Linked DNA regions of Homo sapiens: all the other regions are linked to region 2. A link is a contact called in ENCODE Hi-C or POLR2A ChIA-PET data. All regions are on one chromosome and are shown on one strand. The core of a region is the stretch at or near the end of the contact, and the rest is flanking DNA. Distances in the headings are between cores, read along the strand shown.

Evidence for each region. Hi-C counts contacts between places; a loop is a spot of excess contacts on that map. ChIA-PET counts read pairs that join two places held with the same protein, here RNA polymerase II (POLR2A). Pooled maps may share reads with other maps.
Region 1: a pooled map shows a loop between it and region 2 (5-fold over the local background). The contact joins the promoter of ATF3 here to the promoter of NEK2 in region 2. A Hi-C loop is called at or near these places in 1 of 37 single-sample maps with no recorded cell type and 9 of 50 pooled maps. POLR2A ChIA-PET finds 5 or more read pairs at or near these places in 3 of 52 experiments (Caco-2, H1 and WTC11).
Region 3: a map of CD8-positive, alpha-beta T cell shows a loop between it and region 2 (8-fold over the local background). The contact joins the enhancer-like site here to the promoter of NEK2 in region 2. A Hi-C loop is called at or near these places in 3 of 168 maps with a recorded cell type or tissue (CD4-positive, alpha-beta T cell, CD8-positive, alpha-beta T cell and naive thymus-derived CD4-positive, alpha-beta T cell), 1 of 37 single-sample maps with no recorded cell type and 10 of 50 pooled maps.

Annotation. Positions count from the first base shown.
Region 1 is chr1:212,607,022-212,610,340 of GRCh38, forward strand. ATF3 (activating transcription factor 3) reads left to right here and starts at 1,740. Exons shown (of 4, transcript NM_001674.4): 1 at 1,740-1,909. RefSeq lists silencers at 1-11, 1,402-1,611, 2,232-2,371, 2,382-2,561 and enhancers at 408-1,365, 1,366-2,323, 2,062-2,121.
Region 2 is chr1:211,674,102-211,677,578 of GRCh38, forward strand. It overlaps NEK2 (NIMA related kinase 2), which reads right to left and starts at 1,520. Exons shown (of 8, transcript NM_002497.4): 1 at 1,283-1,520; 2 at 195-412. The coding sequence starts at 1,378. NEK2-DT (NEK2 divergent transcript) reads left to right here and starts at 1,661. Exons shown (of 4, transcript NR_148994.1): 1 at 1,661-1,765; 2 at 2,966-3,053. RefSeq lists enhancers at 1,224-1,483, 1,506-1,800.
Region 3 is chr1:212,557,182-212,560,634 of GRCh38, forward strand. No RefSeq gene overlaps it. Among named protein-coding and RNA genes, the nearest start is that of LINC01740, 13 kb to the left of the region's middle. RefSeq lists enhancers at 1,309-2,046, 1,426-1,555, 2,056-2,195 and a silencer at 1,616-1,885. Within about 2 kb of position 1,855, at least 38 of the 41 ENCODE cell types and tissues checked have a DNase peak (open chromatin) inside an H3K27ac peak, as active enhancers do; they include CD4-positive, alpha-beta T cell and CD8-positive, alpha-beta T cell, where a contact is called at or near this core.

The sequences.
Region 1 (3,319 bases), core at 490-2,989, 930 kb after region 2:
GTCCAGAGCAGGATCTCGGAGGATCCCGCGTGGAACTCCAGGGCTCCCGGGTCCGCCGGGGCGCAAAGACTTCCGAGGCCGCCCTCCGCGTGTTCCCAGGCCCGTGGAGAGGTGGGTGGTCTGAGTGAGGTCGGGCTTGGCGGCGAGGAACCCCGGTGGGGGGAACTGGGGACTTCAAGTGAGACCCAGGCTCCAGACACCTCTAGTTTCTACCCCAAATTACCAAACTGTGACCTTCGGCCGCCTCTCTCCCAGAGGCAGGTGGAAAGGAGCAGGTGTTTCTGCCCTTCACCGTGCCCCCACACCCTGCGGCCGCGCAGGTCTCCCTCCCAGGCAGGTGCGAAAGTCCCAGGCCACACTTGTGTCTACAAATAGTCATCCACGGGCAGTCAAGAAGGTTCCTTGGTTCTGCCGCTCTCTGAGCAGAAATTGTTGGGGTCGGGGAATAAGAACCAGGAAATCGTTTTTAAGGTTCAAACCCAGTTCTGCTGAGGTCTCAGCTCGAATCTCGGACCACGGGGCCCCGCCTTTCCCGCCACCCTGGCTTGAGGGCAGAGGGGATTTCTGCTGCGGGTTCCGCCTGTGGTCATTGCGTCCCCATTCCGGGCCGTCCGGTCCCAGTCCAATCGGCTCTGGGAGCAGAAGAACACGTGAAAGCTGAACATGGGTTTTCCCTAAATATTGCCTGAGAGCGGGGCGACCCCCAGGCCTGGGCAGGTTCGCGGACCCCAAAGCACCTTCTCTTTCCCCCTCCTCCTGGCCGCTGGCTTCCGCCCCCTCCTACCCTCCCACCGGGTTGCCTCTGATTCCTCCTGGACTCCGATCTTTTCACGCTCTTGTTGGTTTCACTGACATGTTCTTGTCAATTTCAAACGCTTTGTGATTGTAAAAAAAAAAAAATCGAACCGATACGGTCCTACCACTCGCCCTAGTTTCGGAGCCCGGAGCTGTCCTGCGTGTGCGTCCATGTGGAGTGTCCGGGGCTGCGGGCTCGGGCGCACGGTGCCAGCCGAGGGCTGCCCTCCGCTTTTGTGTTAACCGGCGGGCTTCTCGCGGTCCCCGCCGCAGAGGTCACACCCGGCGGGTAACGGCGTGGATACACCGAAGGGTGACTTTGGACACCTTCCCCACACCACAGACTAACGCTTCTGCCCCTACTCCGCCCCTGCTAGAGAAGTAGGAGGCCAGTGGGGGAGGGGGTATTTTCCTGAAGCTCCAGAAAATGACCACGCATTTTAGAGAAAGGTCGTGCCCGCTTCCCAGCCTCACCTAGTCTGGGCTGGGGCCGGGACCCGCCTCCCCACCTTCCCCGCCCCCCCCGCTCTTCAACCTAGCGGAGGGACAGATGCCAGCGCGGTGGAGTCATGCCGCTGGCTTGGGCACCATTGGTCATGCCTGGAACACGCAGCAGCGAGTACGCACATCTGGCGGCTATCCCGGGCGGCTCCGGTCCTGATATGGAGAGAGAGGGCGGGCTGGTGTGTGTCTCAGTGAGCGAGGCTGGGGGAACGCGCCTGGGCTGGCTCCTCCCCGAACTTGCATCACCAGTGCCCCCTCTCTCCACCCGCCTTCGGCCCCGCCTTGGCCCCTCCTCCACCCCCCTTCCTCCGCTCCGTTCGGCCGGTTCTCCCGGGAAGCTATTAATAGCATTACGTCAGCCTGGGACTGGCAACACGGAGTAAACGACCGCGCCGCCAGCCTGAGGGCTATAAAAGGGGTGATGCAACGCTCTCCAAGCCACAGTCGCACGCAGCCAGGCGCGCACTGCACAGCTCTCTTCTCTCGCCGCCGCCCGAGCGCACCCTTCAGCCCGCGCGCCGGCCGTGAGTCCTCGGTGCTCGCCCGCCGGCCAGACAAACAGCCCGCCCGACCCCGTCCCGACCCTGGCCGCCCCGAGCGGAGCCTGGAGGTGAGCGCTGGAAGCCGAGGGAGTGAGCGCGACGAGGGCTGCTCGCCTTCATTCCCTTCGCGCCCCTCTAAGTAACCAGTCCGCCGACCCCTGACCCACCCCGGATCCGCGCCCCCAGCCTCCGGCTTGGAAATAACTCTGGCTTAAACTTCTTCTAAGCCACCGCTGCTCCTCGGCGCTTCGAAAAGTTTCCCGCAAAGCGAAAGAACTAACTTTCTCTTTTGACTTGGGGCGCGAAAGGTTCCTGGTGACGGAGGTCGGGCGTCCACTCTGCCGCCAGCCTCGAGCGCCGCTTCTCTCCGCCGACGGCGCTGGCTTGCCCGGCTGGGAGAGGGCGTAAGGTGGGTGGGCGGGTGCGTTGGGGTGTCCGAGGCTGCCTCGCTCGCCGTCCCGCTCCATCCCTCGCTTCGAGACACGGCACTGTGGGAGCCGATCCTTCCCGGGTGGGGGGGGGGGGGCGCAGAGAGGCACGAAGGCCGGAGGCTTGCGGGAGGGCTGCCCCACGCGCCGAGAGGAATGAATGGGGAAGGGGCGAGAGGGCGGGAGGCGTCCCGGGCGCGGCCGCTGGGGGTCGCCCTGGGTACCCCGCAGCACTGGCGGCAGGACCGTGAAGGCAACCCCGAGAAAAAGTTAGCTGGGATAAGCTTGGAAGTGGCGAGCGCTGGTGTCGCGCTGTCCCGGGGCGGAAGACGGGGAGGGCTCCCGGCAACGGCTGGTGTCCGGACCCCGAGCCCGGGACTCCCACACACCTGGGACTCTCACTCTGGCTTTTCCTTCGGCGGGTCCGCGGGAGACCCACCGTGGCGGGGAAGCGAGGGTGTGGAGCCACTTGTGCAGATATTTGAGAGAATGGCTTTGTGGTCTAGTGCCAGGACTCTGAGCGCTTACACTGCAATCGATGTCGTTGGGCCTCAGTATGCGGAGCCGGGAAATAAGGGCACATGGGCAGTACCGGCCCCCTCTGCGTGTTGGAGGGCACAATGCAGTGGTTGGACCAGATAACTACTAAGGTCCTTTCTGTCTGGAGATTTTCAGATTTTGGAGTGGTGTAGTGGGGAGAAAAGGAGCCAGTGAGGGGACTTGAATGGGGTGGGTCTCTATCTAATGTCATTCACCAGTGTCCAGACAGTGGGGGAAAGGGGACTTTTCTGCAGGGCATCTTTTCCCTCACCAGCTTTCTTTCCACTGGATTCGTTCTCCTTCTCTGCTCCCCCCACTCCCATTTTCATTTCTCATCTACTTCCTTTCCTCCTAAACATTTTCTTTTCCCTAATTTCATTGCATAGGTCACATATGCTTTCTTACAAATAAAATAGTTACTAAATCCTTGATGAACCCAGAAAGAAAAGGAGAGCCAGAAAATCTGGATGTTCTCTCAGTGTACCCCTTTCGTTGTAGGTGACAGTCATA
Region 2 (3,477 bases), core at 270-2,769:
CACCACACTCAGCCTATAAATTGTTATTTTGATATAAAATATGGGTGTTGATTCACCAGGAATTTTCTAAAGTACTGTGGACCTACCAAACAAATACAAATACACTCTTCCATATTACTGATCCTAAAACAAGATGCTTAAAATAAATGAAACTAGACCAATTTCAGCTTACATTTTTAAAAGATTATGCTTACCTTTCCTTGGTTCCCTTTGTAATTACACTAGCCAGATCCCCTCCTTCACAATATTCCATTACAATGTACAGTGTTGTATTGGTCCGGTCAATAATCCGATCATAGTAACGAACGATGTTTGGATGTTTCAGTTCACGAAGCAAATTCACTTCAGAAACAAGCATCTGTTTCTCAGCTTCTGTCATGGAGCCATAGTCAAGTTCTTTCCAAACTAATATCTGAAATAAGAATTTCCAAGGTATGAATGAACTCATTATGCTCAAAAACAAAGAATGAAAGTTCCAAGATTTAACAAATTACCTCCCTTTTAATTATATCCTACAATCAAGGTCATTATCTAATTTAGTTCAATGAACTTAAGGAGCTGTGAGTTTACTTCCATAATCTTCCTCCAGTTCTAAGCAGTAAATGTATGTTGTGGGGAGACAAACGGGAATGAGGCACATGAGGACTCCCCCAACCCCTACCCTCAGTTGGTTAGTGGGAAGTTGGCTAAAAGGTACTATAGTCAAAATTGGGGTGAAGGTGGTCAAAGTCCCTGCCCCATTCCACCCCAGTCGTGTTTTCCCAGGATGAGACACCTTGGTAAAGATCCCTCCATCAGCAGCCAGGCAGTTTCCTGTCCAATGTTACTTTCTGTAAAAGTTCTACCTATATACATTGGGAAATATGAATCCAATAATCCTAATAATGGATATTTTGAGGGAGTCTGACTGCAGATACAAAGCTTCGGGTTCTGGTAGTCCTGCCCCTTTCTTGTGCCTGAGAGGGCCACTCTTAGAGCTCTAAAAACAGCTCAGGAATTAGTTACCTGTCACCAATGGAAGGTCCTTAGCAAGCCAAAGCAGGAGAAAGAGAGAAATGGGGAGAGAAACGGGAAAAGATGGAAATACATATATCAAAAGAAGCGGTCTCCCATCCTTTAAGCCACCCAGGACAGGCTGTCAGATGCAGACCCAGGAAAGACGGTTTAGTCTTCCGGGCACCCATTTCCTCAGCCCTGTCGGTTCCCTTCGGTGGCGCAGGGCGCTCGCCCCGAGGCGACGAAACCTAAGCAGGGGCAGGCGCAGGGTAGGTCCCACGCTCACCTTGCCATCACTCTTCCTCCGGATCTTCTGGCAGCGGCCGTAGGAGCCTGTGCCAATGGTGTACAACACTTCATAGTCCTCAGCCCGGGAAGGCATGGCCGGCCAGTCGCCAGAGTCGCGCTGCCTCACGCAGGTTGCGCCGCCAAGTGCGGAGCTCCAGGGACCAGGAACTCCAGGGACCTGGATGGAGAAGCCCCCGAGCAGCACTGACCCGCCACCCCTGCCTTGGGCCCCGTTTAACCGTCGCGGGCCCTGATCTCGCAGTCTATTGGCAGGCGGTGGGCCGCTTCGCCTCTCTCATTGGCTAAGAAGAACACAACAATACCCTAGGCATTTTGGGAAAAGTGTCACTAGGCAACCGCGTCGGCGTCTGCTTTTAACCTGTGGGAGAACCCGGCGAGCTAAGCCAAACGGAGGGCGGGAGAGAGGAAGCGGCAGCTGGCGCCTCTCGGCAACTCTAACCCTCTGATAGAGATCGCCAAGGTAACCGAGATCTAAGGTCCTCCCCTCAGGCTTCTTTGCACACCGCTTCCACCAGATGCCTTCTGACCTTTGCACTCTGGCCCCTCACACTACCTACTCTCCCCGGCACACGCATTCCTCGCTCAGGTTCCAGTACCCTGAACCTGGGTGGGGTCACGTTGAGGATATGCTGAGAGCTGAATACAAATTAGAAATACAGACTCCCGGGTGGGCGCGGTGACTCACGCTCGCCCGTAACCCTAGCACTTTGGGAAGCCGAGGTGGGTGGGTCGCTTGAGCCCAGGAGTTCAGACCAGCCTGGGCAACAGGGCAAACCTCGTCTCTACTGAAAATACGAAAATTAGGCCGGGCGCTGTGGCTCACGCCTATAATCCTAGCACTTTGGGAGGCCGAGGCGGGCGGATTGCTCGAGGCCAAGAGTTCAAGACCAGCCTGGCCAACATGGCGAAACCCCGTCTCTACTAAAAATGAAAAAAAAAAAAAAAAAAGTAACAGAGCATGGGGTTGCAGGCCTGTAATCCCAGCTTCTTGGGAGGCTGAGGCATGAGGAATTGCTTGAACCTGGGAGGCAGAGGTTACAGTGAGCCGTGCGCCACTGCACTCCAGCCTGGGCGACAGAGTGACACCCAGTCTCCAAAAAAAAAAAAAAAAGGAGAAATACTGTCGCTCTCCTACCAAGTACTTTACACGTCTTGTCCCGTTTATGTGTGCCAAATACACAATTAACCCTATCGACAATACTTCATTGAACACAGATTCTCTTTTACGCACCCACACACCAACGTTCTCAGCTTACCCAGCCAAATGAACAGCCCCATGTTTACCAGGGAAGGAGGACTTAGAGGCCTCCATCCAGGGCTTGTTAGAGGAATATGTAAATTACCAGAAAGCTAATAATTTGGAAATGCATGAACAGGCCAGTTTTCTTTAAATATCTGTTCAGCAAAGGATTAAAAGACACCTGATTTTCTATTAATAAGAATTTAAAAGCTCTTTATGTAAAAATAAGGGACTTATTACATGCCCTGAATATAACATAAGATAATTGGAATTGCCAACCAGGAGAATTTTTAAATTAACATTCAAGGGCACTGTCTTACCTCAGGGGAATAGGACCAATTTAGGTTTCAAAAGTTATGTAAGGCACTGCAAGTGGCTGTGTTAATTAGCATCATTTTTTTATTTTTGTGCCTCTTACAGATTGGTATCCATAGAGCTTGCTGTGGTTTGAATGTATCCCCCAAAGTTCATGTGTTGGAAACTATTCTTAATGCAAAAGTGTTAAGAGGTGAGACCTTTAAATTGATTGGGTTATGAGGGCTACCCCTCACGAATGGATTAACGTAATCACAGGAGTGGGTTATCTTGAGAGTCGGTTGGTTATAAAAATGAGTTTGGCTTTCCCTTGCTGTTTCTCTTACCATGTGATGCCTTCTGCTATTTTATGACCCAGAGAAAAGGCTGCTGCCAGATGCTACCCCTTGATCTTGGACTTCCTAGCTTCCAGAACCGTGAGCCAAATAAACTATTGTTTATAAATTGTCCAGTCTGTGGCATCCTATTATAGCAACATGAAACTGTATAAGACAGAGCCCTGGCCGGGCACGGTGGCTCACACCTGTAATCCCAGCACGTTGGGAGGTCAAGGCGGGTGGATTACGAGGTCAGGAGTTCAAGATCAGCCCGGCCAACATGGTGAACCCCGTCTCTAC
Region 3 (3,453 bases), core at 605-3,104, 880 kb after region 2:
ACCACTGCAGTAAAGTAAATATCACAGTAAAGGGATCCACACAAATTTGTTGGTTTCTCAGTGCATATATGTTATGTTTACACTACACTGTAGTCTTAAGTGTGCAACAGCATTATGACTTTAAAAAAAGTACACACCTTCATTTAAACATATTTTCTTGCTAAAAAAATGCTGACAGACATAAAGTGAGCACATGCTGTTGGAAAAAACGGTACCAACGGTACCAATTTGTAAATAACACATTATCTGCAAAGTGCAATAAAGTGAGACACAATAAAATGAGGTATGCCTGTATATCCTATTGGTACTGTTTCTCTGGAGAATCCTAATACAACCTGCTTTCAAATCAATTTAAGACCCTCCCCCCATAAGCATTACATTGAGGAAAATGTGGTTGCAACTTTGTCCTACAAATTAGGACAAAGAGACCTTTGTTGCCATATAACAATATTAAAAAACCAGTATGCCTACCTCTGGATGTATTTGCTACAAATACCAGTATTAGATTGTAATTGCCAATCCTTTAAAACCAGTTTTAAGATGGATATAAAGCCCTAAAAATCTTGCAGCTTCCACATGCACATCTGAAAAACTTCCAATTTACAAAGGACATTGTGGTATTTTTGGAAAACAAAGGAAAATGACACATACTAATTTCTGTCATTTATTCACGTCATAATCCCCAAAGCTACCTTTATTCCACGACTCTTTCCACCATTTTCCTACAGTCAGCTTTTTTTAAGGCTATAGCCTTTAAAAACTTGAAACAGAAAATTTTAAGGATGCAACCATTAGAAAATGTTCCCATACTACCATTTAACATTCCCCATTTATCATTATGTTTACTATCGTGTAATTTCCAACATAATATTATGAGGTCAAAGGCTCTACGAACGCCGTTTTACAATCTACCTAGGGAGGCAATGGCTGTGAAACACACCACACCAATGACAGGAATGCGGGTCACTGTGACACAACGGATCCCTCTGCAAAGTCAAAGCTAAGAGTTCACTTTACGCTGACGGAGCTTCTTTCCAGGACCCCCACCCCCACCCAAGGACAGGAGAGTGTCGATTTCCCAAGGTGTCTGGCACTGCTTCTTGAAAACGCAGCTCTCATCTGGTTCCTGGAAGGTCATACTGGTTCGCGCAGGGCTCGGGACGGGGCGCTTGGCTTCTGAGGCACCCGCGCTGGCTCCTCACCCGGTGACCTTCAGGCCTCTGCGCTTGGCCTGACCCTAGAAGGGCCACCGCCCTTCACAGCGGGCGGGCACCGTCCCTCCCACGGCCCCGCCGACTGCTGACGCGGTGGCCCCAAGGGTCCAGGCCCGCACTTGCCCCACTCCCGCGGCGCCGTCCCCCATAGTCGGTCCCCGAGGGCCGCGCCCAGCTCCTGCTCGGATTTCAGCCCGCACCGCACCCCAGCCGCCAGGGAACCTTCCAGAACCCTGCCCCTCTGGCTTTCTCCCGAAAGCCCAGGGTCGCCGTCCAGGAAGAAACTTCGATTCATTTATTGAGCGCCGACTGTGTCCAAGGCCGAGGGAGGGGCGGGGTTTCCACGCGGGGAGACCCCCTAGGTTCTCGCCTCGGTAAGCGCCCGCGTTCCAGCACCTCGAGTCGCCCGCGGGCCCCCACCCCTCGGGCCGGGCCCGGTCCTCGAGGAAAACCCACGGCGGGGCAGGAAGGAACGAGGAGAGCCACGCTCCTTGCCCGCCTCGTCCCCTCCACTCCCCTTCACCTCACGGGACCCCAGGGAAGCCGCCGGAGCTAAAATTAGCAACCCGCGCAGCGCGCGCTCACGTGCGCGCGGCCCGGCGGGGGCGGGGAGCAAGGGGCGCGGTCCGGGTGAGTCACCGGCCCCGCCCCACTCGCCAAGAACGCGCTGACGTCAGCCGCTTCCCCGAAGGGTGACGTAAGCGCGCCACGGGGAGGCCGAGGCAGCTGATAGAATGTTCTGAGTTTCGATGCCTTAAAGGGACCAGGCCTGGGATCGTGAAACATCTGGGGAAACGACTCCACTCACTCACCTGCAGACTGAGAGCCCATCTTGTACCGTGTTATACTTTAAGAGAGTTGACTGTTGAGATGATGATGAAAACGGAAGAACAACTGAGCCTAGTTGGAGGCTCTTTGAAGTCCCAGAACCTCCTCCTGGAAGCCCTCTTTGGTTAACCAGATGGACATCTCAGTTGCCCTCTGAGCCTGAACCAAGTGTCAGGAAGAGTTTTCTATGGCCCTTGACTCCTTAACTCTTTGCTTATAGCGTCTCTGCTCTCTGATGCCTCTGCTGTCAGAGAAAGGCTGTGGTTTAAATATTTATTTATGAATCCATCAGCTTGGGCCAACTAGGTCCATTTATCACCGTTTTGACTGTGTCTAAACTGTCATTAGTGGTGTGACTAGAAACCAGTTAATTTCGCTGGGTGGTAAATTCGTGGACTGATCTCCAAACCCTCCTACTGTGCTAATGTTGCCAATGGAAGTTTCCAGAGGCCAGGATCCCTGGCCAACACGTGATCGTAAACAACATCAGGGCCTCACAGGGAACTCACAATTTACTGAGGTTTGCTCTGTGCCAGGTGTTTTCATGATCCTCCATCCCCTTGTCGTTTAGTCCTCTTCTCTGAGTCCTCCCCATTTTACTGATGAGGACGGAAATCGAGGCACACGATTAAGCGTTTCCCTGGGTCACACAGCTAATGAATGGCGAGCTGGAAGTCAGTCCCAGGTCATCAGACTCCGAAGTCCATGGTTTTGGTGATGAAGGTGGGCTGTGAAATGTGTGTCTTATTCTATGCATGTGAGTCCGCTGGAACCAACTTTTCCACTTGGAACACAATCTCAGTGCCTTTCAGCAGGTAACCGGCGCCAGACCAGATCTCCAGAGATGGAGGTGGTCGGCCTCAGGGCCCAGCCATGAGAAGGTGTATGAGGAGGCATCGCATCAGGCGCCCACCCTGTGCTTGCAGGGCCTGACCATGAGCGCCGCCTTCAGTTTTACACCTTAGGCACCCCACTTGGCTCCCCTTCGTCCCAGCCCTGCCAGACCCACCCTTGACTCTGTGTTTCCTTTCTGGAAACTCGAGAGGCCATTTCTACTTAAAGAGTCCTCACCTGGCCTACCAGCGACCAGATCTGCCCAAGTGCAGAAGAAACACTTGGTTATCTCCTCTTTCATCGTCCCCGCTCGAGCATAAAACAACAGAAAGTTTCCTATCGGAACAGCATGCTTGTGCCAAAAACAAATTAGAAACAACAACAACTTCTCAAAATTTTGAGCAAAATGATGGTGACCGTGTTCTGGAAATGGAGCAAAGTGAGTGAGCCACTGTCACTGTTACATCTGACAATCACTACTGGTACTTGGCTAAATATTGCAGCCACCTCTTCAGGCTACACATGTCAGGTGTACCAGAAGCACCTTCCGCCTCCAGCTCACTTCTGGGAGATATTT